Linked DNA regions of Homo sapiens: regions 2, 3 and 4 are each linked to region 1. A link is a contact called in ENCODE Hi-C or POLR2A ChIA-PET data. All regions are on one chromosome and are shown on one strand. The core of a region is the stretch at or near the end of the contact, and the rest is flanking DNA. Distances in the headings are between cores, read along the strand shown. Region 1 holds the start of ZNF101 (zinc finger protein 101). Region 2 overlaps GATAD2A (GATA zinc finger domain containing 2A). Region 3 overlaps GATAD2A (GATA zinc finger domain containing 2A). Region 4 holds the start of NDUFA13 (NADH:ubiquinone oxidoreductase subunit A13).

Evidence for each region. A loop is a pair of places that touch in the nucleus more often than their neighbours do. ChIA-PET counts read pairs that join two places held with the same protein, here RNA polymerase II (POLR2A). Pooled maps may share reads with other maps.
Region 2: a loop to region 1 is called in a pooled map, with 2.8 times the contacts of the local background. The contact joins the enhancer-like site here to the promoter of ZNF101 in region 1. A Hi-C loop is called at or near these places in 1 of 37 single-sample maps with no recorded cell type and 6 of 50 pooled maps. POLR2A ChIA-PET finds 5 or more read pairs at or near these places in 1 of 52 experiments (activated naive CD4-positive, alpha-beta T cell).
Region 3: a pooled map shows a loop between it and region 1 (3-fold over the local background). The contact joins the enhancer-like site here to the promoter of ZNF101 in region 1. A Hi-C loop is called at or near these places in 7 of 50 pooled maps. POLR2A ChIA-PET finds 5 or more read pairs at or near these places in 2 of 52 experiments (CD4-positive, alpha-beta T cell and Caco-2).
Region 4: a pooled map shows a loop between it and region 1 (3-fold over the local background). The contact joins the promoter of NDUFA13 here to the promoter of ZNF101 in region 1. A Hi-C loop is called at or near these places in 1 of 168 maps with a recorded cell type or tissue (B cell), 2 of 37 single-sample maps with no recorded cell type and 11 of 50 pooled maps. POLR2A ChIA-PET finds 5 or more read pairs at or near these places in 24 of 52 experiments (B cell, CD4-positive, alpha-beta T cell, CD4-positive, alpha-beta memory T cell and 18 more).

Annotation. Positions count from the first base shown.
Region 1 is chr19:19,667,493-19,670,247 of GRCh38, forward strand. ZNF101 (zinc finger protein 101) reads left to right here and starts at 1,347. Exons shown (of 4, transcript NM_033204.4): 1 at 1,347-1,474. The coding sequence starts at 1,472. RefSeq lists enhancers at 1,036-1,602, 1,603-2,168 and a silencer at 1,557-1,756.
Region 2 is chr19:19,444,699-19,447,453 of GRCh38, forward strand. All of the region lies in intron 1 of GATAD2A (GATA zinc finger domain containing 2A), which reads left to right. Among named protein-coding and RNA genes, the nearest start is that of MIR640, 11 kb to the left of the region's middle. RefSeq lists an enhancer at 1,303-1,422. Within about 2 kb of position 1,378, at least 8 of the 41 ENCODE cell types and tissues checked have a DNase peak (open chromatin) inside an H3K27ac peak, as active enhancers do.
Region 3 is chr19:19,488,387-19,491,141 of GRCh38, forward strand. All of the region lies in intron 2 of GATAD2A (GATA zinc finger domain containing 2A), which reads left to right. Among named protein-coding and RNA genes, the nearest start is that of TSSK6, 26 kb to the right of the region's middle. RefSeq lists enhancers at 1-573, 440-1,639, 574-1,357, 877-1,156, 1,915-2,164 and 1 more. Within about 2 kb of position 1,410, at least 40 of the 41 ENCODE cell types and tissues checked have a DNase peak (open chromatin) inside an H3K27ac peak, as active enhancers do; they include CD4-positive, alpha-beta T cell, where a contact is called at or near this core.
Region 4 is chr19:19,514,844-19,517,598 of GRCh38, forward strand. It overlaps NDUFA13 (NADH:ubiquinone oxidoreductase subunit A13), which reads left to right and starts at 1,382. Exons shown (of 5, transcript NM_015965.7): 1 at 1,382-1,489. The coding sequence starts at 1,396. It overlaps TSSK6 (testis specific serine kinase 6), which reads right to left and starts at 705. Exons shown (of 1, transcript NM_032037.4): 1 at 1-705. The coding sequence starts at 584. RefSeq lists a silencer at 951-1,070 and an enhancer at 1,281-1,560.

The DNA.
Region 1 (2,755 bases), core at 97-2,596:
AAAAAGAAAAAAAAAGTGGTTTACTCCAGTTTTTCCCTGCATTTAATAATTTTGTTCCCTTTAAGGCATGTTTTTATTTTCTTGGCTGAAAAGGAGTAGCCTGAGAAGAAGTAACGTGTAGGAAGCCTTGGCCATGGGACCAATAGCCTCATAAATTCCTGATCTCTGGAGGACATCAGGGCCTCCTACCTGTTCCATTGTGACCTGGGAGTCTCTCCAGCTCCAAGGTGGAGGGATGGCTTCACTGAACACGGAGTCTGGAATTCCGTGCACACTCATGTGACCGGTGTTCCGGAAAAAGAAGCAGGAGGCGGCTGGGCGCGGTGGCTCACGCCTGTAATCCCAGCACTTTGAGAGGCCGAGGCCGGCGGATCACGAGATCAGGAGTTCGAGACCAGCCTGGCCAACATGGTGAAACCCCATTTCTACTAAAAATACAAAAATTAGCCGGGAGTGGTGGTGGGCGCCTGTAATCGCAGCTACCCGGGAGGCTGAGGCAGGAGAATCGCTTGAAACCGGAAAGCGGAGGTTGCAGTTAGCTGAGATCGTGCCATTGCATTCCAGCCTGGGCAACAAGAGCGAAACTCCGTCTCAAAAAAAAAAAAAAAAAGCAGCAGGAAGGACCCACTGAGTACAGGAAGCCGACAGGGCCTGCTCCGGAAAACCAGGAGCTGTAAGGTCAGCCGAAAGGACGAAGAGACCTGAAGTCAGTCAAGTAAGTTTTATTAACCTGCTGGGCTGCTCCCCCACAGTTAGAGGAGGCAGCCCCGCTTACAGACTACAGCAGGGCTTTATAGGGCGAGGAACTGGGCTGGGGTGTGAGAACTGAGTCGGGGGTGCAGGTGTCCTGACCGCATCCTGGAGATGTTTTTGCCAGCTTTGTTATGCAAGGTGGGCAGGTGTTGTGACCGCATCCTGGAACTGTCTGCCGGTTCAGCTGAAGTCTTTTGAACAAACAGTTACTGGAAGGGTCAGTGGGGAGGAGGTCTACTTCTAGCCCGGGGGGAGTTGTGTGGCGGTCACAAAGGACTGTATTGTAAGACTGATGGGGGAAGGAGGGGAACAGTCTGGTTGGGTTGACCCTAACGGGAGCAAGTTCTGCTTCCATGCAAGTCCAGGTCCAAGGTCCCAGCGAGGGGCTGTGGGTAGCACCTGTCAGTCACACCCCACACAGCGAGCGGATTATTTGAGGATTCCGATCACCTCTCCTGTCGCTCAAGCCCCAGGGGCGGGACCTGGGGCACCAGCCAGTCAGAGGCGCTGTGCGGCAAACTGTCCAATCAGGTGCGCCGGGAGGAGGGGCAACTTCCAAAGCCCGAAGCGGTCTCATTTCCCGCCGGCCCCCCATTCGGGTCCGGGTTTTAGTTCCTCGGGGAGCCCCTGGTGCCCCGGATACGGCTGATTTTGTCGTGTGGGACCTGTTCTGGCTGCTCCAGCCCCAGGAAGGACCCAGGACACCCGGAAGCCGGAAATGGTGAGCGTGCGGAGCCGGGCGTCCGGAGACCTGAGGAGGAGCTGGTCGGAACCGGCAGTGGCTGGACCTGGGCCTCCCCGCGGCGACTGTGGGGGTCTGGGACCCGAGTCCCCCAGGCGCAGCTCGACCCTTGGTCCCCTCGGTCGCCGGGTGGAGCTGGACCAGCCGCCGGGACCCCGGGTGTCCTGTCCCGGCCCCGGAGCCCTCTCAGGGCAGCTCCGCGCCCGCAGCCCCGCGTCTCCCCAGATCGTGCGGGGGCCTCAGGAGGGTCTTAGGGGGAATCCCGCCTCGGGTGTGGGGTTCGTGCGGGAGGAGCCGTGGCCTGTGGGGTCCCCAGTTCCTCCTCCCTTAGGCGGTCCCCGTTTCCTTCGGAGTCTTCCAAAGGTGTGGGAAGCTGGGTTTCAAACCCACGACCCCGTCCCCCAGCTTCGCTCCTCCCAGGGCTGCAGTAAATCCCTAAATTTCCCCGCATTCCCCAACCCTAAGTTCTCCCTCCAGTACATCCACTTCACATTATTATTATTATCATTATTTCTATTATTTTTGAGACGGAGTCTCACTCTGTCGCCCAGGCTGGAGTGCAGTGGCACTGTCTGGGCTCACTGCAGCCTCCGTCTTCCGGGTTCAAGTGATTCTCCTGCCTCAGCCTCCTGAGTAGCTGGAATTACAGGTGCCCGCCACCACGTCCGGCTAACTTGTATTTTCAGTAGAGACAGGTTCACCATGTTGGCCGTGCTGAAGTCCTGATCTCAGGTATCTGCCTGCCTCGGTCTCCCAAAGTGCTGGGATTACAGGCTTGAGCCACTGCGCCTGGCAAGACCCAGTGTTTTAACTGTCATCTTTTCCAAGGAGCCCTAGATGGCACTTCTTAAAAAGTTCATTTTCCGTTTGTGAACATTTCACATGCGAGCAAAGCAGAAAATAACCCCCTGACACTCCGATGTTAAAAAAAAAAAATCACTGTGCCTGCCCTCTTTTTACCTTCCCTAGGCGCGGCCACCTTATCAGACAGTCTTTGGGTGGAGGCTTCTCTTGGGAACTTCACAGGGTATTGGGTCCTCAGCCCACCCTCCTATCTTTCTGGTCCTGGGTTTCAGGACCGTCCAGGGACTTCTTCCAGCTGCCCTCGGAAGAACGGGTGAAAAGTCTGTCCTGGCGTGGTTAATCTTTCCTGGTTGTTTGATGAGCCTCCTAGGGAGGAGTTCTTGTCTTTTGAAAAGAAGTTTCCTTAGGAAATTCCAGAGGGATTCCCTGCTGGCCCTTGGGGGTGGGGTGGGGCCA
Region 2 (2,755 bases), core at 128-2,627, 220 kb before region 1:
CGTCTCTACAAAAAGTACAAAAATTAGCCAGGTGTGGTGGTGCGTGCCTTTAGTCCCAGCTACTCAGGAAGTTGAGGTGGGAGGATTGCTTGAGCCCTGGAGGTTGAGGCTGCAGTGAGTCATGATTGTGGCTCTGCACTCCAGCCTGGACAACAGAGTGAGACCTCGTCCCTTAAAAAAAAAAAAAAAAAAGCCACCATGGCAGTTTTGTTTTATTTGGATTTTAGGCAGTGTAGGGCCTGTGATAAGGCCTGGCTGAGGTGGGGCTCTGCTGGTAGTAACTCTTGTGATTCCAGCCCTCTGAGGCCACTTCCTCTTTCTGCCTTGGCTCCTCCTTGGTGAATTCTCCCTTATGTGTCCCACATTCTCATACTCCCAGGCATTGGATCTTTAGCTGGGAGATGGTTCTGAGTTCCCATGTGTACAGTGGGCTTGCTGCAGCCTCCTGCAGTTGTCCTGTAGGACTCGTGGTTGGTGGTGACATAGAGGCTGCCTACCCTGATGGCTGATGGCTGATGGCAGTGTGGTTGTTTGGGGTCTTGTTGTATAAAAGGAGCATGTTTACTGAAGGACCCAGTTCTGTGCTGTTGGGGTCACAGCAAACCTGCTTTTGCCTGTTAGTATTTTAGTAGCTCTAGAGGGGTTCATGGCTATTGGAATTAGTATTTTTGTTTTTGTTTTCTTTTCTCACCTCTTTAAAAAAGCATGTAAAATTCACATGGTAGAATATTCACCAGTTTTAACGTTTTTAAAGTGTGTTGTTTAGTGGCATTTAACCCATTCACAGTATTGTGCAACCATCACCTGTAATTCTAGAACATTTTCATCACCCCCACCCCAAAAGAAACCTTGTCCCCATTAGCAGTCACTGCCTTTTCCTTGACTCTGCTCTCCACCCTCCCAGCAGCCACTTATTCTACTTTCTGTCTCTGGGTTTGCCTCTTCTGGCATTTCATATAAATGGGATCATGCAATATGTGGCCTTTTTGTCTGACTTTTTTTCACTTAGCATGATGTTTTCAAAGTTCAGTCACATTGTGTCAGAGTTTCATTCCTTTTTATGGCCAAATAATATTCCATTGTCTAGATGGACCACATTTTGTTTATCCATTCATCCATTGATGGACATTTGGGTTGTTTTCTGCTTTTTGGCTATTGTGGATAATGTTGCTTTTAACATTCACCTGCACATTTTTTTTTGAATACCTATATTCAGCTCTCTTGGATATACCTACAAGTGGACTTGCAGGACACTCGGGAGCATGGTGATGCCGTGGGCTGGAGGCCCTGCCCAGGCTCATGTGGGAACTCTGCGTTTAACTTTTTGAGGAACTGGCAGACCGTTTTCCACATCACTCTACTGTTTTACTTTCCACTGTTTTCCACGTCACTCTACCGTTTTACTTTCCACCGTTTTCCATGTCACTCTTACCATTTTACTTTGCACTATGCAGTGTATGAGGGTCCCAATTTCTCTACATCCTTACCAATACTTAATTGGCTTTTTTGATTGTAGCCATCCTAGTGGGTGTGAAGCGGTTTCTCATGGTGGTTTTGATTTGCATTTCCCTCATGACTAATGACACTGAGACAGAGTCTTTTTCACATGCTCATTGGTGATTCGTCTCTCTTCTTTGGAGAAATGTCTGTTCAAGTCTTTTGGCTGTTTTTTAATTGGGTTGCTTGTCTTTTTGTTGCTGAGTTGTAAGGATCCTTCATATGTTCTGGACACTAGACCCTTATCAGGTGTATGATTTGCTATAATTTTTTCCCATTCTATGGGTGTTTTTTTTTTTATTCTATAATGCCCTTTGCACAAAAGATTTTAATTTTGATGCAGTCCAAATTATCTTTTTTCTTTTTTTGATATTGTGCTTATATGTAAGACTGTTTGCCAAACACCAAGTCATGACATTTTTCTCCTGTGTTTTTTCTTCTAAGAGTTTTATGGATTTAGCTCCTAATACTTGGGTCTTTCATCCATTTTGAGTTAATTTTCATATATGGGGTGATGTAAAGATTTTGTTTTGTTTTTATTTTTTTGTAGAGACAGTCTCACTATGTTGCCCAGGCCGATCTCAAACTCTTGGCCTCAAGCGATCCTCCCTCCTCGGTCTTCCAAAGTGTTGGGATTACAGGCGTGGGCCACTGCATAGTGCCTGGCCAGGTTTTGTTTGGTTTTGATCATTATCTTTTCTGTCAGGATGAAGACATTTTGGCATTAACCGGGAAGGAGGTTGAAGGGCAGTGGTAGTTGGGAGTTCTGAAAGTACTATTTCAAATCTGTTTAACAAATGCGTATACATTGCTTCTTCTGTGCAAAGCATTGTGCCTGCATGGGCCCTTGGATGGTAGTGCTAGAGAAATAGGTGTCCCTTGATATCCTGGGGGTGGAAGCCCACAAACAGAGAGGTGAATAAATAGCATGTCAAGTGGTGATGAGGCAGGAAAGGGGATAGAGACCCCCTGGGGGGCATGTGTGGAGGGGAAGCGTTTCTCACTTTGCATTATCAGCTGAGACCTGGGGGAGTGGAGATGCAAAGGCCCTGAGGTGGGAGTGAGCCAGGATGTCAGTGTGGCTCCAGCTGAGAGAACAGGAGAGGGGTTGGTTGGACTTGGGGGACGGGCACAGGGGTGGCTGGATTATGGTCAGGCCAGCAGGACCTTCTGGCCAGGGCTTTGCTTCCGTATTATTAAGTATCATGTTTTACCAAAGAAGCACTGATACAGACCCCCCACTCCCCCACTTCATGGC
Region 3 (2,755 bases), core at 160-2,659, 180 kb before region 1:
ATGAATGAATGAGGGAGAGGGGTATGTCTTTCCTGCATACCAGGCAGGCCTGTTCAGAGAACCACAAAGGTCCCAGCCTCCAAGGACAGCTCCTTCCCGGCACTGGCTGAGGGGACACTAAATATTAACCACGTACTGGCCGCTGGTTGCTGAGCAGCTGAAAGCCATAACCTTTTGCTGTGGAAGTGGGATCGTGTCTCAATTTAAGTTTATAATCCCGGCCTCTCCTCCAGGAAATTCTATGGAAGTTCCTGGCAGGTAACAGAATTTCTGTGCTTGTGAGGTCAGGGCCAGTGCCAGCGGGTCAGGGAGTGGGGGTGGTGCGTGTCAGCGAGCGGGTGAGACCATTTACGCTGATAACAGCCTGGCCTGCTTCCAGGGATTTTTGTAGGTCACATAAAATCTCTTGATCACTACGTTTTACATTAAGGCTTCTCAAGATGGGCAGGACGGGCTTATGGGATTTGTCCTGAACTATCACATCACTTCCAAATAAACTTGGTGCCCGGGACGGCTGCTGTGGAGTGAATGGCAGACGCTGTCCCTGGGCCACGATGCCATCCCTCTCAGCATGTTGGGCTAGATTTCCACTGGTTTTGTTTACTTTAGACAGTTTTTATAATTAAATATTTCCCTGAAATAATGCCTGCAATCATTTTGAGCCACATGCTCTTTTTCCTGAATTAAAGATCTCTTTTAGAAAGTACTGAGACTCTTAAAGCCTCTCTCCTTTAAAAAGTGAGCTTAACAAAGTTTTTCATTTTAGAAACTTAGAGGGGCCAGTGACCCTGCTGTGTGCGGTGTATGTAGAGGTGACTGGAGCCTGTGGTGCAGCAACAGTCCCCTGTGGGCTGGCGCCACACAGGAAGTGCCTGCAGCTCCACAGCCCTGGGGTGAGCCTGGCGCCTCCATTTTCTGACAGTACCTGAACCTTTACCTCCCTTCTCAAAATGAAGGCTGCGTGTCACAAACCGGTTGGAACTGGCCGTTGCCATGGTTTTCACGTTGGAAGGCACAGTTAAAGGGTCATGTGACCAAGGAGGGAAATGCCTTTGTCACATGACTTTTTGGTGGCCTGATTAGCATACAGGAAGTTCACTCCCTGCTGGCTGCTGGGATGCTGAGTGATCATTGATGGGTGGTGACATCATCTCTTGGATGAGTTATTGATTAGTCGCAGGCCAAGATGGGGCCAGGGAGCGCTGTGGGCAGAGCAGCCCTCTCAGGCAGCTTCAGCTGCTAGGTGGTCTGGACCCCTCGCCTACCCTCTTCCTTCAGGCAGGTTTGAATTTTATTAGACATCTCACCTCTGGAAGAAGCACACGCCCTCAATAAGATGATAAGAAGGGTTAAGTCCCTTAGAGCTTGGCTGTCATTTCATTTCAGCTCATGCTAGCCCAGGAATTGTGTCTGTAACTCTATACAAGATGCTGCCTTGGCCCCCTGCTCCCCTGTTCACTTTGGAGGCCACCTGGGTGGAGGCCAGCTGCTGCACCTCTGTGCTGAAGCCTTGGGACTGCCTGCCTCTGAGGTGCTCAGTGTGTGTACACGTCCAGGGAACCTGGAATTAGAGCCCTGAGGTCACCTTGAAAGTCGATCTTGGGCGGCATGGGGCCGGCAGCAAGGAGAGACATGCTGGCGGTTTGCTAAGACCTGAGTGAGGTGTCCTGGGTTACTTTAGAAACAAACTACCCGGTTCTGGGCTTCAGAATGTGGGCTGATAACCCCTTGCCTGGGGGATTGTATACTTCGAAATCGTACCTTTCTGTCCACGCCCAGGTCTCTGGTGAGAAGCTGCTTCATCAGGGCTAGGACCAGCGTTCAGGTACAGCCACCACGTAGCTGTGGTGGGTGGAATTAGGAGGGACCAGAGGAGAGCAAGTAAAGCGGTTCCTGAGTCCAGCATCTGGCGAGTCCAGGGTAGCATTGGTGAAGCCTTAACCTCTGGTGCTCTGTGTCTACCCTTCCCTGAGGACGCAGCTCATGGGTGTGGAGGGGACCTCAGAGGTCCCGAGGGCTGCTAGAGCAGAGTCAGGTTCTTCATCCTAGCGACTCTCCTCAACCCTGCCGGGGTCTAATTATCAACTAGACCCTGGCACAGCAAGAGCCAGGACAACTTTGAGCTGCGGCAACCAGTTAACTTTGTCCGAGTTTGTTCTCTGGGTCACAGTGCCACCTAGAGGACGTGTCTGTCCTTGGCTGGTTTTCCTGCTGACAAAAAAAATGGACTTGATTCACTTCGATGAATGTACAATGAGGCCGAGGCGGGCGGATCATCTGAGGTCAGGAGTTCAAGACCACCCTGGCCAGCATGGTGAAACCCTGTCTGTACAAAAATACAAAAAAAAAATTAGCCCGGCATGATGGTGCATGCCTGTAATCCAGCTACTCAGGAGGCTGAGGCAGGAGAATCACCTGAACCGGGGAGGTGGAGGTTGCAGTGAGCCGAGATTGCACTACGGCACTCCAGCCTGGGCGACAGAGCAAGACTCCATCTCAAAAAAGAAGAAAGAGAATACAATGAACCCAGATCATCAGGGACAGTTTGCCTTGTGCCGTCAGCAAATGGAGCTGCTTGGTTGGGGACAAAGTGCCATCTTTGGGACTTGCGTTGGGTCAGCGACACCACAGCAGGTGTTCAGCCTTGCGCCTTCAGTAGTGTCAGCTGTACACATACATCCTAGAGGATCGTTCACAGGAAAGGGAAAATCAGACTAGTGTGTTCCTGCCTGGGTCAAATGACTTGGGGTGCCTT
Region 4 (2,755 bases), core at 132-2,631, 150 kb before region 1:
ACATCGTACTTCTTGGGGTCGTAGGGGATGCCCAGGAGCACCTCGGGTGACGCGTAGGCGGCTGAGCCGCAGTAGGTGGTGCTCAGGTCTGGGTAGCCATGGGCCTGGCGGCCGAAGCCGAAGTCGGTGAGCTTGACGCGGCGCTCGTCCGGGCTCAGCAGCACGTTTTCGCACTTGAGGTCGCGGTGCACCAGGTGATGATCGTGCAGGTAGCGCACGGCGCCGGCGATCTGCGCAAAGAGGTCGCGCGCCTGAACTCCGGGGATGCGCCCGTTGCGCTGCACGGCTTGCAGCAGGTCGGTGGCGGCCGCTTCCATCACGATGTACAGTTTCCCGTTGCACACCTCGATGAACTCGAAGACGTGCACGATGTGCGGGTGTCGCACGCCCCGCAGGATGGACAGCTCTCGCGGCAGGAACTTGTTGACGAAGTCCGGGGGCGCTCGCCGCCGGTCCACCACCTTGATGGCCACGGTACCCTTGTACTTCTTGGATGTGGCCACCTTCACCTTGGAGTAGCTGCCCTCTCCAATTGTGCGGCCCAGCTTATAACCGAGTTCGCTCAGAAGTTTGTCTCCCGACATGGTGGCGCCTAGGGCGCACGGGGGGCAGGAGGCGGCTGCTGTCGGGGGGCGGCCGGACTCCAATCTCGGGTCTAAGCCATGGCGCTTGGCACCTACACCCCCGCACCCCCATGTGCCCACTGCCAGACATTGGCCGCTGTTGTGCCTTTTATTGCCCCGTAACAATTTTTGCCTTGTGAAGTGACTGCGGGCGTCACTCCGCCTTAGGGTGGGGGTCCGGGACCCCGCCCCGGGGCCACCCTAGCCTCCCTGCTTTGTGACTCATAATCATCCTGAATGGTCAGTTTCCGATGAGAGGCCACTAGCAAGGGATACCCATCACCACCAGGGAGCAGAATCCGTTCCAGGGATTGGGGTGAGTCCGACTTCGAGCAGCAGCTGCCCCCCAACATCATGTACCCAGCCCGTGACTACGTGGAGCCCTGGGCTTCGCGTAGAGTCCCTAGACGGGGCGAAAACGGGAAAAGGGGCCTTAACTGGGGCACCTGGCTCCTTTGAGAGCTCGGAGTTTCTGACTGGCCTGCGCAACACCCCAGAGGCAAGGTGAACGCGAGGGCCTATAATGCAAGAACCAAGGCGAGTCACGCCCTGTCTGGGCAAAAGAGGAGTAAAGACCCCTCAGCTGCAGCCCGGCAGCGCATTCCTACCCAGGGTCCGCCGCCAGAGCTTTCCCGCGCGGTCGGATAGTTACACTACTGTCCGGGACTTCCTAGCCGTGCCGCGGACCATCTCAAGTGCTTCCGCCACACTCATCATGGCGGTGGCAGTAAGTCACTTCCGCCCGGGACCGGAAGTGTGGGATACTGCGAGTATGGCGGCGTCAAAGGTGAAGCAGGACATGCCTCCGCCGGGGGGCTATGGGCCCATCGACTACAAACGGAACTTGCCGCGTCGAGGACTGTCGGGTCAGTATCACTCTGCGCCGGGGTCTCAGAGTCTGGGCACTCGGGGCTCGGGGGCGGGGTTCCGGGGACACAGGCGGGCCTCAGTTTTCCCGGCGGTGTGACCGGAGGCGGAGCCCGGGGATCCATCATAGCTTCTGTAATAACGCTAAGTGCTGCAGTTTGTTGAGGTCTTTCCCAGCTCCTCTTCCTTCTCGTAACAGCCCAGGAAATCGGTCCCTCTAGTTATTTACGTTTTACAGTGGGTTAAACTGAGTCATAGCCTGTGCTCTGGCCCTCAGCCACCCTTGGATTTCTAAGATGGGGAAACTGAGGCCCAAAGAAGGCCGCGGCTCCCCAAGGCAAAGCTGAGGCCGCAACCCGGAACCTGGAGGGAATTTACAAGATGTTCTATGCAGTGGTTCCCTGCTGGCAGCCCCCGCCTGCATGGTGTCACAGGAATCCATATTCTTTAAATTTTCAATTTTTTTTTTTTGAGACGGAGTTTTGCTCTTGTTGCCCAGGCTGGAGTGCAATGGCGCCATCTCGGCTCACCGCAACCTCCGCCTCCTGGGTTCAAGCGATTCTCTTGCCTCAGCCTCCTGAGTAGCTGGGATTACAGGCATGTGCCACAACGCCTGGCTAACTTTGTGTTTTTAGTAGAGACGGGGTTTCTCCATGTTGGTCAGGGTGGTCTCGAACTCCCAACCTCGGATGATCCGCCCACCTCGGCCTCCCAAAGTGCTGGGATTACAGGCGTGAGCCACCATGCCCGGCGTAAAGTTTTCAAATGTTTAAGTAACACGTTAAATTTTGTTATCGGGCTCAGCACAGAAAATTGAAAAAGAGAACTTAAAAGGCGCCCATACTCAGTCCCCAGGTTAACAGACAAATAGAAACTTTTAAACGTAATCTAAGAGTGAATACATACATTTCTTTTTTTTTTTTTAAGACGGTATGGTTCTGTTGCCTGGGCTGGAGTGATTTCTTGGCAACCTCCGCCTCCTGGGCTCAAGCCATCCTCCCACCCCAGCCTCCTGAGAAGCTGGGATTACAAGCATGCGCCCAGCTTTCTGTATTTTCTATAGAGATGGGATCTCGCCATCTTGCCCAGGCTGGTCTCGAAGTCCTGGGCTCAAGTGATCCACCCACCTCGGCTTCCCAAAGTGATGGGACTATCGGCATGAGCTACCGTGCTCGGCAGAATGCATGTCTCTTAACAAATCAAACTTTACATTTAAATTACATGTTATGCACATTATTCCTCAATTTTAACACACACACAAAAAT